4 separate regions of the Homo sapiens genome follow, and all the other regions are linked to region 4. A link is an interaction called in ENCODE POLR2A ChIA-PET data of the cell type or tissue named here. Cell type or tissue: MCF 10A. All regions are shown on one strand. Region 1 overlaps LOC105376627 (a long non-coding RNA gene). Region 2 has its middle 26 kb from the start of CD44-DT. Region 3 has its middle 22 kb from the start of CD44-DT. Region 4 overlaps LOC105376626 (a long non-coding RNA gene).

The links. Peaks named below come from ENCODE experiments on the same cell type or tissue, not always from the same donor. Only the 100,000 strongest peaks of a DNase experiment are listed, where the experiment ranks them.
Region 1: POLR2A ChIA-PET joins it to region 4 with 15 read pairs; 13 of 35 experiments call an interaction of 5 or more read pairs at or near these places.
Region 2: POLR2A ChIA-PET joins it to region 4 with 13 read pairs; 7 of 35 experiments call an interaction of 5 or more read pairs at or near these places.
Region 3: POLR2A ChIA-PET joins it to region 4 with 25 read pairs; 7 of 35 experiments call an interaction of 5 or more read pairs at or near these places.

The regions. Positions count from the first base shown.
Region 1 is chr11:35,087,357-35,089,856 of GRCh38, forward strand. It overlaps LOC105376627 (a long non-coding RNA gene), which reads left to right. Exons shown (of 4, transcript XR_931194.2): 2 at 1,082-1,219. Among named protein-coding and RNA genes, the nearest start is that of CD44-DT, 49 kb to the right of the region's middle. RefSeq lists an enhancer at 2,436-2,500. In MCF 10A, no CTCF peak of the experiment used is centred here; a DNase peak (open chromatin) is centred at 1,535.
Region 2 is chr11:35,110,381-35,112,880 of GRCh38, forward strand. No RefSeq gene overlaps it. Among named protein-coding and RNA genes, the nearest start is that of CD44-DT, 26 kb to the right of the region's middle. In MCF 10A, no CTCF peak of the experiment used is centred here; a DNase peak (open chromatin) is centred at 1,361.
Region 3 is chr11:35,114,896-35,117,395 of GRCh38, forward strand. No RefSeq gene overlaps it. Among named protein-coding and RNA genes, the nearest start is that of CD44-DT, 22 kb to the right of the region's middle. RefSeq lists an enhancer at 1,126-2,325. In MCF 10A, no CTCF peak of the experiment used is centred here; DNase peaks (open chromatin) are centred at 946 and 1,526.
Region 4 is chr11:35,029,820-35,032,319 of GRCh38, forward strand. LOC105376626 (a long non-coding RNA gene) reads right to left here. Exons shown (of 4, transcript XR_001748180.2): 3 at 350-446. Among named protein-coding and RNA genes, the nearest start is that of MIR1343, 89 kb to the left of the region's middle. RefSeq lists enhancers at 194-1,393, 356-475. In MCF 10A, no CTCF peak of the experiment used is centred here; DNase peaks (open chromatin) are centred at 302 and 1,032.

The DNA.
Region 1 (2,500 bases), 58 kb after region 4:
TTTCCCTTTAGTGGGAAAGGCAACCGGAATTGGTTCAGCCCACCTGAGAAACAGGAGATTTAAAAAATCCTACTGTCTATCTTTGAACCAAGGACCCCACCCAAAAGGGAGAAACCTACAAAGAACTACTTTTTTTGGAGCTCTCCAATTGAAATGGTTCCCAAAAGGTGATTGCCAATTTGCAATCTTGCTACAGACAATCACACTAGCAGGGCCATCAAGCCCATCCCATGAGAATGATCAAATCTCCAATAAGACTCAGCTGTTCCATGGGGGAGTGAGGGGAATGAAGCATTCAGAAAGATAAAATCATCTGGGTTTTCTGAATGTTTTCCCTGCTGAGGTTGAGGCTGAGAACTTGCATTGGCTGAAGACTTGCAGCTGGAACCAGATAGGAAGTAAGCTTCTGGAAGCACTAAAATGAATTGTCACTCCCACTCTCGATACCCACAGCTTCAAAACCACCAGATGCTGACAGCTGCTGTGGAAATCTAAGCAAGTGGAGGGATATCCAGATTGAGCTGGCCAAGTTTGGTACAAGAGCTAAGAGTCTGGGAACAATGGGAGGTCAGCTTTCTGTGTCACTGTGGATACAAAGGAAGTACTTTTGAGACACAGACAGGAAGTGACTGAGGACTTTAAGGGCAGCTTGGGCTATCCAGGAAAGTTCTTCATTCTTGTTTTTTTCTGCTGAGGCTCTAGAGGGACACCTGTCAGACTGACCAAGGCCGAAGATGGCTCCCTACCAGAGAGATTCAACTGAGGGCTTGCGATAGGTCTTGTGACATTGCTATTGATCTTGAGACATTCATCTGAAGCATGATTGTCACTGGCTTCAAACTTTCCTCATCATAAGAGAGGGACTGGGTCTACTTCAAATGTTTCGCACTAATGAAGTTAACATTCCCTTTCATGGTGAGGTAAGTTGATTGCATTAACAGCCCCAGTTTTTCATTCTCCCCTGAGGCCACCCATTTGGTAGTACCCTCCCACACTGATTCTTGGTTTAGTCATGTAACTTGCTTTAACCTCCAACAGAAGCTTGAAAAACACTTGTTCATTTCTGCTTGCCCTCCTTAAGCTCTGCCCTCATCATGAGACCATGCCCAGGCTAGTCTGCTGGAAGGAAGTCAGAGGCACACGGAAGAGAGCCACATTCAGCCAAGGCCATTCTAGACCAGTTGTTCCCTGTCACTTCACTAATTGGCCACAGCACAAGGTAAGTACAGCCAAGATCAGCAGAATCACCCAGCTGACCTGTTGAATTATGAGAAATAAGGAATGGTTGTTGTTTTAAGTCACTAAATTTTGCAGTGGTTTGTTACTTAGCAATAACTAGTAAAAATGGTCTTCTTCATGTAAGGGTAAAGAGGGAGGGTTCATAGATTGGGCTTAAACTGTGTTCACTGTTGACATTCAATCTGACTAGGAAGCTCTGAGAAACTGACTGGGCAGGTCTGTTAGAAGGCTATTTGCATGTGATGCCTCCAGGAAGAGAACGTCCTAAGGCAAGAACAAGTCAAGGAGAGAAGGCTGGCCAGGGAACAAAGACTTAGTCATAGAGAGGCTGAGAAAATCCACCCCGGTGTCTGTCATTCTAATGGGTCCTCTGGCTTAGGCTCAATAGATTATTGTCTGACTCTTACAGTTGAAGGTAGAGGCAAGGTGTAGGTAGAAAGGATTATTTCAGTAACAGCTCCATAGGACGCCGAGACACAAGCTCCACAGCATTAAGATTAGTGTAAAAAAAAAAAAAGTAATACAATTGCAGCAGGCTGGGTGTGGTGGCTCACACCTATAGTCCCAGCACTTTGGAAGGCTGAGGTGGGAGGATTGCTTGAGGCCAGGAGCTTGAGACCAGTCTGGGCAACATAGTGAGATCCTATCTCTATTAAAAAAAAAAAAGTAATAGCCAGGCATGGTGGCACACAGCTGTAGTCCCAGTGACTTGGGAGGTTGAGGTGGGAGAATTGCTGGAGCCCAGAAATTGGAGGCTGCAGTGAGCTATGGTCATACCACTGCACTCCAGTCTGGGTGACAGAGCAAGATCCCATCTCAAAAATATAACAATAAAAGCTATTGTAGCAAGAGAGGATCTCTGTGAACGAACTACAAGTTCAGCACCCAGATGATTTCAGCATCTTAGTCAAAGGCCAATGCCCAGGAGGAGAAGATGGTGCCCAGCAGAAAGAGACTTAGTAACATCTGTCTAAATAGCTACATTAATTTATTATTTCATTCATTTATGCATTCGACAAACATTGAGGGCTATCCCAATTACTTTTTGTAAGGTTATGATGAACGGGGATCAAATGTTTTCGTAAGGTAGGATTCCTATCCATAAGAAGCCCAAGGACTGGTTCACATTAAAATATACTTTTTCTCTTGTGTTCTCTTGATTGATTGGTAATGACTGCTTACAGCACTCCAGGAACATTTGAGAGCCACATCCTGGTGCAGAGAAGTGCTGTGATTGATTAGCAATGTATGCTTTGGCCAC
Region 2 (2,500 bases), 81 kb after region 4:
AGGTTTTCCAGAATCTCAACCTAATGTTTTATTTCTTTGGCTACACCTGTGTCCCATGGCTGCTCTGGATCCAAGGGTGCTGAGAAATAAAGCTTTTGGCTCTAAACTTTGACAACTCAGACAAAACTGGATTTCTGTTAATCAGGAAGGCAAAATGGCTACTGCAGAAGCAATTATAATTCTTTGCCTCATGGGTCAGAACAGAAGGAAGAAGTGAGCACTGAGTTCCTAGGCACCTTGCTTTTGTCCGCTGGGGTCCCTTTTGCCACTCTGGACCAAGTCTCACTCTGGCCTTGTAGGTGATCACAAGGCTGGAACAGGGAAGGGGGACTTGATGAAACCTGAAGATGACTTCCTCCCACCCCTGCCGTTTCACGCAGAATCACCTCCAAACATGCTAGGAAGGCATGCTCTGCACTGGCATGCAACAGTGACCCCGACAAAGCAGCCCCCACCTCCAGAGAAGTCACATTTAGTGAAGATAACTAACCAACCATTCTCAGTTAAGACATTTTGATATTTTTTTCATATCATATTCATTCCTCCAAGCCAACAGTAGGGAAAGTAAGTGTCTCATTATACAGATAAGGAACTGGAAGCCCAGAGAGAGTTGAAACTTGTGTAGTTCACACTACTGGTCAAGACTGGAATAGGATTTGCTTCCCACTTCAGTGCTTTCTCCTCTCCAGAATCCTTTCTGCTCCCCAACCCCTACCCCAAGCCTCACTCTGGTGAGAGAAAGAACTGGAAGAGAAGGTGCTGTGGTCCCAGGCATTACAGCAACTGAACATATTCTGAACCAGGAGGCCTGATTAGTAGCCACTGCTCTGTTCTCATCATATTCTTGCAAGAGGAAGTGGTGGTGGTTTTCCCCGCAATCAGGAAGGAATTCCATCATTCATCTGCTAAGGCAGCACCTCCCTGAAATAATCTCTTCTCCCAGTCAGGCCTAGCTGGCTCCTTTCCCTCTGCAGCAGGATTGGGAAGGTTGGCCTTATTATGGTCCCTCCTTGCTCTTGATTCCTGTGGGGCCTTCTTGACTGCCAGTAGCACATTGGCTTGGTTCAGGGTGGAGTTGCTCTGAACTACTTTAGGAAGGAGAGGCCCTGGCCTTGTCCCTGGCACTTTCCCTTTCCCTTCATTCCCTCCCAGCTGTGGCATTCACAGAGTTTCCCTCCTCCAGCCCAGTCCTGGGCAGCAATAGCCTTCATGTTAGATGCCAAAAGGAGCATTCATCCTTCCCCCATGGGCTGGCACTGGGGCACTAAGCTTGGGCACCAAGGCGGGGCCTCATGGAGGCTCATGGAGGGGGCTGTGTGAATGGGGTGTGCTGTGTCATGCCTTTCCGCCACTGTTTCTGCTCCTACCTGCCTCCAAGGCCTGCATATGACTCAGGAGTCAGTTCAAGTTTATCTCCCTTGGCAGATCTTCCCTGCTCCCTGCCCACTCCACCACCACATCCTCTCCAGAGCTGGAAGATCCCTTCCCACATCCCACAGGTCTCAGAGCACTTAACCCCTGGTTCCAGTGGACACATCTGTTTCTGTCTTTCACCTCCCTCCTTTTGACTGTGAGATCCTTGCATTCTCACAGTGCCTTGGCACTTAGTAAACCCTCAGTACATATTGGGTGAATCCAGGATGCGCCCTGGTGCAGAACACTACAGGAGCATGTAGAGAAAGCTTTTATCACATTCCTGAGGTACCTTAAGGTGAGGTACCTGTAGAGAGGGACAGAAATCCTAATAGCACATTTTTGTTGAGTATTTGATAGTTGCCAAGCACTAGTATGGCTTTTTGCATACTTTGCGTATTTGCTCACTAAGTCTTCACCACAACCCTACAAGGTAGGCGCTGTCTCCACTTTGCCCATGAGAAAACAGAGGCTAAGAAAGGTTAAGTAACTTGCTCAAGATCCCACAGTAGGACAAGATAGAGGGATTTCGACCTCACAGCTCAAGCTCTTAACCCTCTGCCATGCATGTTGTGTCCTTAGTACCACCTCCCCGCCCTCCCAGCCACACAGGAGCTTGTAGCACAGGCGAGACATTCTCAAGTGGATCAATTAGACGAAAAAGCAAGACAGAGCCTGCCCCAACACTTAACACTCAATTATTGCCCAAATGCTAATGTACAGAAGAAATAATGAGGACTGGACTGGAGGGAGAGCCAGAAACGGCTTCCACAGAAAGGTGTGCCTCATCCAGCCTGAGAGACATGGAGGAGCAGGACCAGCAGGTGATGGGGGCGGGGGGCGGGGGGCGGAGGGGGGTGAGCAACCCGTTTCAGGTTTCTTCCAAAAAGACGTGTGCAGGAGGCTAGCTGAACTTAGCCACAGTTTCAGAGATGCATAGAAATGAAACTACTGGAAGCATTTGGCTTCAGTTAAACTTGGGGCCGAGCAGAGCCAAGACCAGCACACCTGGCTGAGGAGCATGGGCTGTCTGATGGCCATCTCACCAAGATGGTATGGGAGCAGTGACTGGGAGGAGACCCAAAGC
Region 3 (2,500 bases), 85 kb after region 4:
GTAGTTGGCTGACCCCTGATGCAGAGGCTGAGATTAACTTAATTCTACCAGCACTGCTGAGACTCATTTTATGCATGAGTAAACTGAGGCTCAGGGGCTTCCATCACCAGCTTACAAGGCAGATTAGTGAGGAGCAGAGCTAGGATTCAGTTCCTCTTTCCATCTCCTCTGTGATGCTCTTGGACCTAGTTGTTCCTTCTGTGTTTGTCACCACTGTGTGACAAGGTTGCAAGACCCTCTGTTATAGGACGAGGGAAACCGTCCTAATGGACATGCCCCTTCAGTGTGTGATGACGGCATTTGCCATACTCAAGCCTTTTAGGGAAGCAACGTCAATCAGCTGATGTTCAGGACATGTTGCTTCAGGAAATAGCAGATCCCAGCCACACCATGGGGCAGGTGCTTCGTACTCATTTGGTACGTGGCATAGGGCAATGGTTCTGTCATTGCCCCAGCTCTGTGGTACTGGTGACAAGACTCTTGATTCTCTGGCTTGTAGTCAGAAAGAAGTTTGGGAGGTTCCCACATGGCAGATCACCTTCGTGGGATAACACAGAAAGGTGCATTGGTCTCAAGGGCTTTGGATCATACTGGACAAGCAGCAGCAAAATGAGAGAGGTGCATGCCTGAAAGATAAAACTGGGCTAGGAGGTTTCCTGAAGGGTGCGGCCTGGGACTGGGAGATTTCCTGAGGGCCAACTAGGCTTTATCTCCCTCTTCTTCACATCCCGCATCTCAGACCTCAGACTTGGCTTCTGCCCCCACCTGCCAGACACACTCTCAGCTGAGCCAGCTGTAAGACTGGGGTCCGGCATCCAGCCTTTCCTCCTTGGTGCACATTGAAGACCCAGGAGTGCCCCGCACTGGAGCTGCTGTTCCCAGACTGCAGCAAAACCACAGCTGCAGCTGCCTGACTGCAGGTCTGAGCTTGTTTAGGCTTCACCGGAAAGAAAAATGCTCCCGCCTTATGCAATGGGTGCAGTCTGTCCTGGGAGCTGTGGCAAGCCAAGCCTGTCTGAGTGAGGGTGACTGGGGACCCTGGCACTTGCCTACTTACTTTATATCCTTTTAAAATTGTTGTTTCAGAAATAAACACTCTCAAAGTAGAAAATTTAGAAAATATGCATGACAAAAGAAAAAATGAAAATGACCCGTAATCCTGCTTCCTAAGAGTAACTGTTTTTCTTCTCTTTCCAGTCTTTTTTTCTATGCATGTGTGCTCCCTATCCAAATGGGATCATAGGATAAATGCTGCTTGGGGAATTTGTTTCTTTTTTATTTAACACTGTAGGGTGAACATCTTTCCATGCCAAAGCAAACTTTTCTTTGCCGTTATTTTTGCCTATCATCTGCTTTTGGCAAGTCCTCTTCCAAAGGTGTGTGGAACTTGGAGAGGATTTCTGTGTATTGGGGTCCTAGGCTCCAACTGGATCACCGGATCCAGTCCTTTTTAGGATCACCGGATCCAGCCCTTTTTAGGTAGGAGTGCGGGGGCAGCTCTGTGGCTTTGAGTAATAAAAAAAGCCCTAGGCTCATTGTTTGCACAAGTGTTCCTGCCCCAGCCCTGCTCTGACTCATGGTGCATCTTAAACTTGTCCCTTCATCCCTCTGGGCCTCAGTTTCTTTATCTATAAAATGGGACGGTCGGATTGAGGGCTTTGCTAGCTCTAATGTCCATGACTAAGCACTTGTATACTGAGGCAGATTCCAGAAGCCTCTGGGAGCATTGGCTGCTGAGAGGAAGTTATCTCTTCCCAGCCAGTAAGCTGGCATCTGGCTCAAGGCTAACCAAGGAGCTAGGCATCTTGGTCTGGAAGATCTGAAACCTCTCTGGGGTAGCCAGCACCCTATGCTATGGTTCCCAGGGCTTCACAGATCACTGGGTTCTCCCCACCTTCCTGTTCCCTGCCTCTGGGAAAGGGAAGCAGCCGTCCTGTGCCAGCACTGAGCTCACAACTCCACTGCTTCTTGGTCATGGTATTAACAGCTGGAACCTGCAGCAGCCAATAGCTACTGGTCACTCTCTGAAATGCAAACCAGGTGACTAGGCAGAGAGTGACATCTCAGGCAGTGCCAGGGCCAGTGCCTGGGAGGCTGGGCAGGTGGTAGAGCTGGGGCTTCTGGGAGCTGCAAAGGGCCTAGGAAAAGGGCGTTGGGTGGGCAGGCTTTCCTCACCTCTGTTTTCCCTTCCTCCTGTGATCCAGGAATAGCAGCTGGCTTTTCTTAATCTGATGTGAAGAGTCCTGCCAAGAAACTAGAAGGCTGAGGCAGCTGCTGTGTGAAGGTTTTGAGGGATCGGAGCATCATGAAGTATAAACAGCAGAATCTTTTTTTCTGGCACTTGGGCTGTTTGTCTTCTATACTCTTTTATAGAAATTACAACAACAGCAAGAACAATAATAGCAATACAGCTACCATGTAATAAGTTTTGCCATCTTCTAGGCAATGAGCCCAATGCTTTACTTGCTTCATCTTATTTGAGATGAGCTGTTTGTTGGTA
Region 4 (2,500 bases):
TGAAAATCATAATTATAATTTAAATGCTATGATAGAAGTTTTCAAAAAGTAAATAATCATAAATGGCCAGTGACTCTCAGCTGTCACTGAATGCTGTGGATAAAAAAAAAAATCCTTGAAAAAAAAATGAGCTCTTAGGTTTGCACATGAATTCAGAGGTAGCTTGGGAGTTTGAGGTTTTCTAACTATAGGTCCCCCAAACCCTCTTTCTGGTGATAATGACAGCTTCTTGGGAAAAGTCAAGATGCCTCTGTTTTGGGTGTGGTTCCCGAATTTGCTTCTGCAAGCAGCGTGACTCATTTGTTGAGCTCACTTTATGCAAAGTGGTTGTGGGAAGTGAGCTACTTACCAGGAGAAAAATGTAGTATTTTGGGGGTTTCTAATGGCTTTCCCGAGACGAGGTGTCTGCTGAGCTGGAACAGCATTAGCACTTTGAAGGGTGTGTTCTGTGTCAGACAGAAAACCTAGAGTTAGTACCATCTGATGACTTCTACCAGGAAGGAAGGAAACTGACATTTATTGATCATGAATTGTGCAGATCGTATGCCAGGTGCTTTGCATGTATTATTATTTTTTCATCCTCATAAAAAACCCATTTTATAAATAAGGGGACTAAGGTTTGGAAAATTTGACAGGATTTATCATAGTCACAAAGCCAGTAGGTAATGGAGATAGGATTTTAACCCCCTTACTCTTTCTGAATCCACCAGGCTGGGGAGGATGTGTGGTAAAGATCATAAATTTAAGTCAATATTGGGAAATTATGTGAAAGGCTTAAATTAGCAACTGCAGCACCTTAAGAAAAATTAAAGAGAAATTGTGTGTGGTAAAAGGAATTTTTTTTTTTCTAGTGAAATTTTGTATCAGTTTGCCTGGGCTTCCTGTGTGAGATGCTCTGTGTTCCTGGCGAGAGGCTGGGCCCAGCAGGCCTGTCCTTGTGCTCAGCGACTCTCCCACCTCTCCAGCCGATTCCTTCCATCCTTGTACGAGGCTGAATTCTGACGCCCAGGATGAGCTCCAGCGGACGTCAAGCTGATGTGTCATCTTATGAGTGAGGGCTTCTGAGCTAGTGCCCATGAGCTCTGACTCATCAGGCTTCTAATTATAACTCGTCCTGGCTTCTCAGATAATGGGTTTGTCTCAATAGTTTCCAGGGACACATTAGACCAGTCCTATATTTTGTGGGACTTGGGTGTTTAGGCAGCCCGTGGTGTTCTGGGCGGAAATAGAGAAGAGACTGACAAGTCATCAAGAATTTCAGTGGTGCCCCTGAAAGTTGTCACAGCATCTCAAATGTGCCTCTGAGCAAATGGTCTTTGGCAGAGCTTGGCAACCCTGCTTCAGGTTCCAACACTACAGCGTACAATCCCTAAAAGAGCTTTGGCATCCTGAGGATGTTAATGTCCCATAATGCCCAATGGCTGTGGTGGTAATGATGGGTAATAGACTTTAGACCCCACAAAACCAGCTCTCCAGGCACCCCACAGGGAACAGCAGTGGGCAAAATAGTGGGCAGAGCAGAGAAGGAAAGTAACATAGGATTCTACGTGGTTCCCACCTGTGGAAATGAACAGGACCCTTGCAAGTCCATTTGGGGCACCTCTAGTGACTCCTCGAAGACAAAGCAGATAAGGACAAGAGCTTCTGAAATAAAAACTGCATTGACCCAGAACTTTGGGACTGCAAGAGGACTGAGAGGCCCTAAATTTAACCACTACATTTCACAGACCAACTATAGCTCAGAAAGACTGTGATTTTCCAGTATTGCACAGCTAGTTAGAACCTATAGCTTTTCAACCCTCCATCTAGCATCTTTGATGCCCAACAAATAGTAAGTATTCCTCCAAAATTAAAAAATTTCCTTGTGTTCATGATTCAGTTGATTAAAATTGAGGTGGCTTTTTTTTTTTTTTTTGCCATTTTAAAGGACGTTGACAGAATCATTCAGTGGTATATCTCCAACTATAAGATCTTTTGAATTTGACACCACATCTAAAGTTCTTTTTCTTTCTTTTTAAAATTTTCTTTTAAAAGTTTACTTGACTCGATGGATTCAACATGTAAAGTTAGTTCTGTCTTTATGGTTTTCACACAGAAATTTGTATTGATGGTGCAAAGCTTAGGATTCTTCAAATGAGTTTGTTATGGAGGCTTGCTTTTCTGTCCTGCCTATTGCTACTACATTATCTCTGCATCTCAGATACAAATCAACACTGACTGAATCACAGAGCCAGCTCATGATAGGCATGTGATGACGAGTGAACCAGGAAAAGGGCAAGAGGGGCCTGGGGCTAAATCTTAGCCTGAGTCAAACTTGGGAAGAGACCAGGACATCAAGTGTGGAGGCCCAGAGTGAGAGTAGAATCAGTCTTTGGAGTAGAGCAGAGACAAGGTTTGAGGCAGAACAGAAAGCAAAGAAGGAGGGTCTAGGGAACTGCAAAGAGATTTCCATTCTAGTGCTCACACTCATCAACTTGTAGGAATTCACAGATCAATGGAT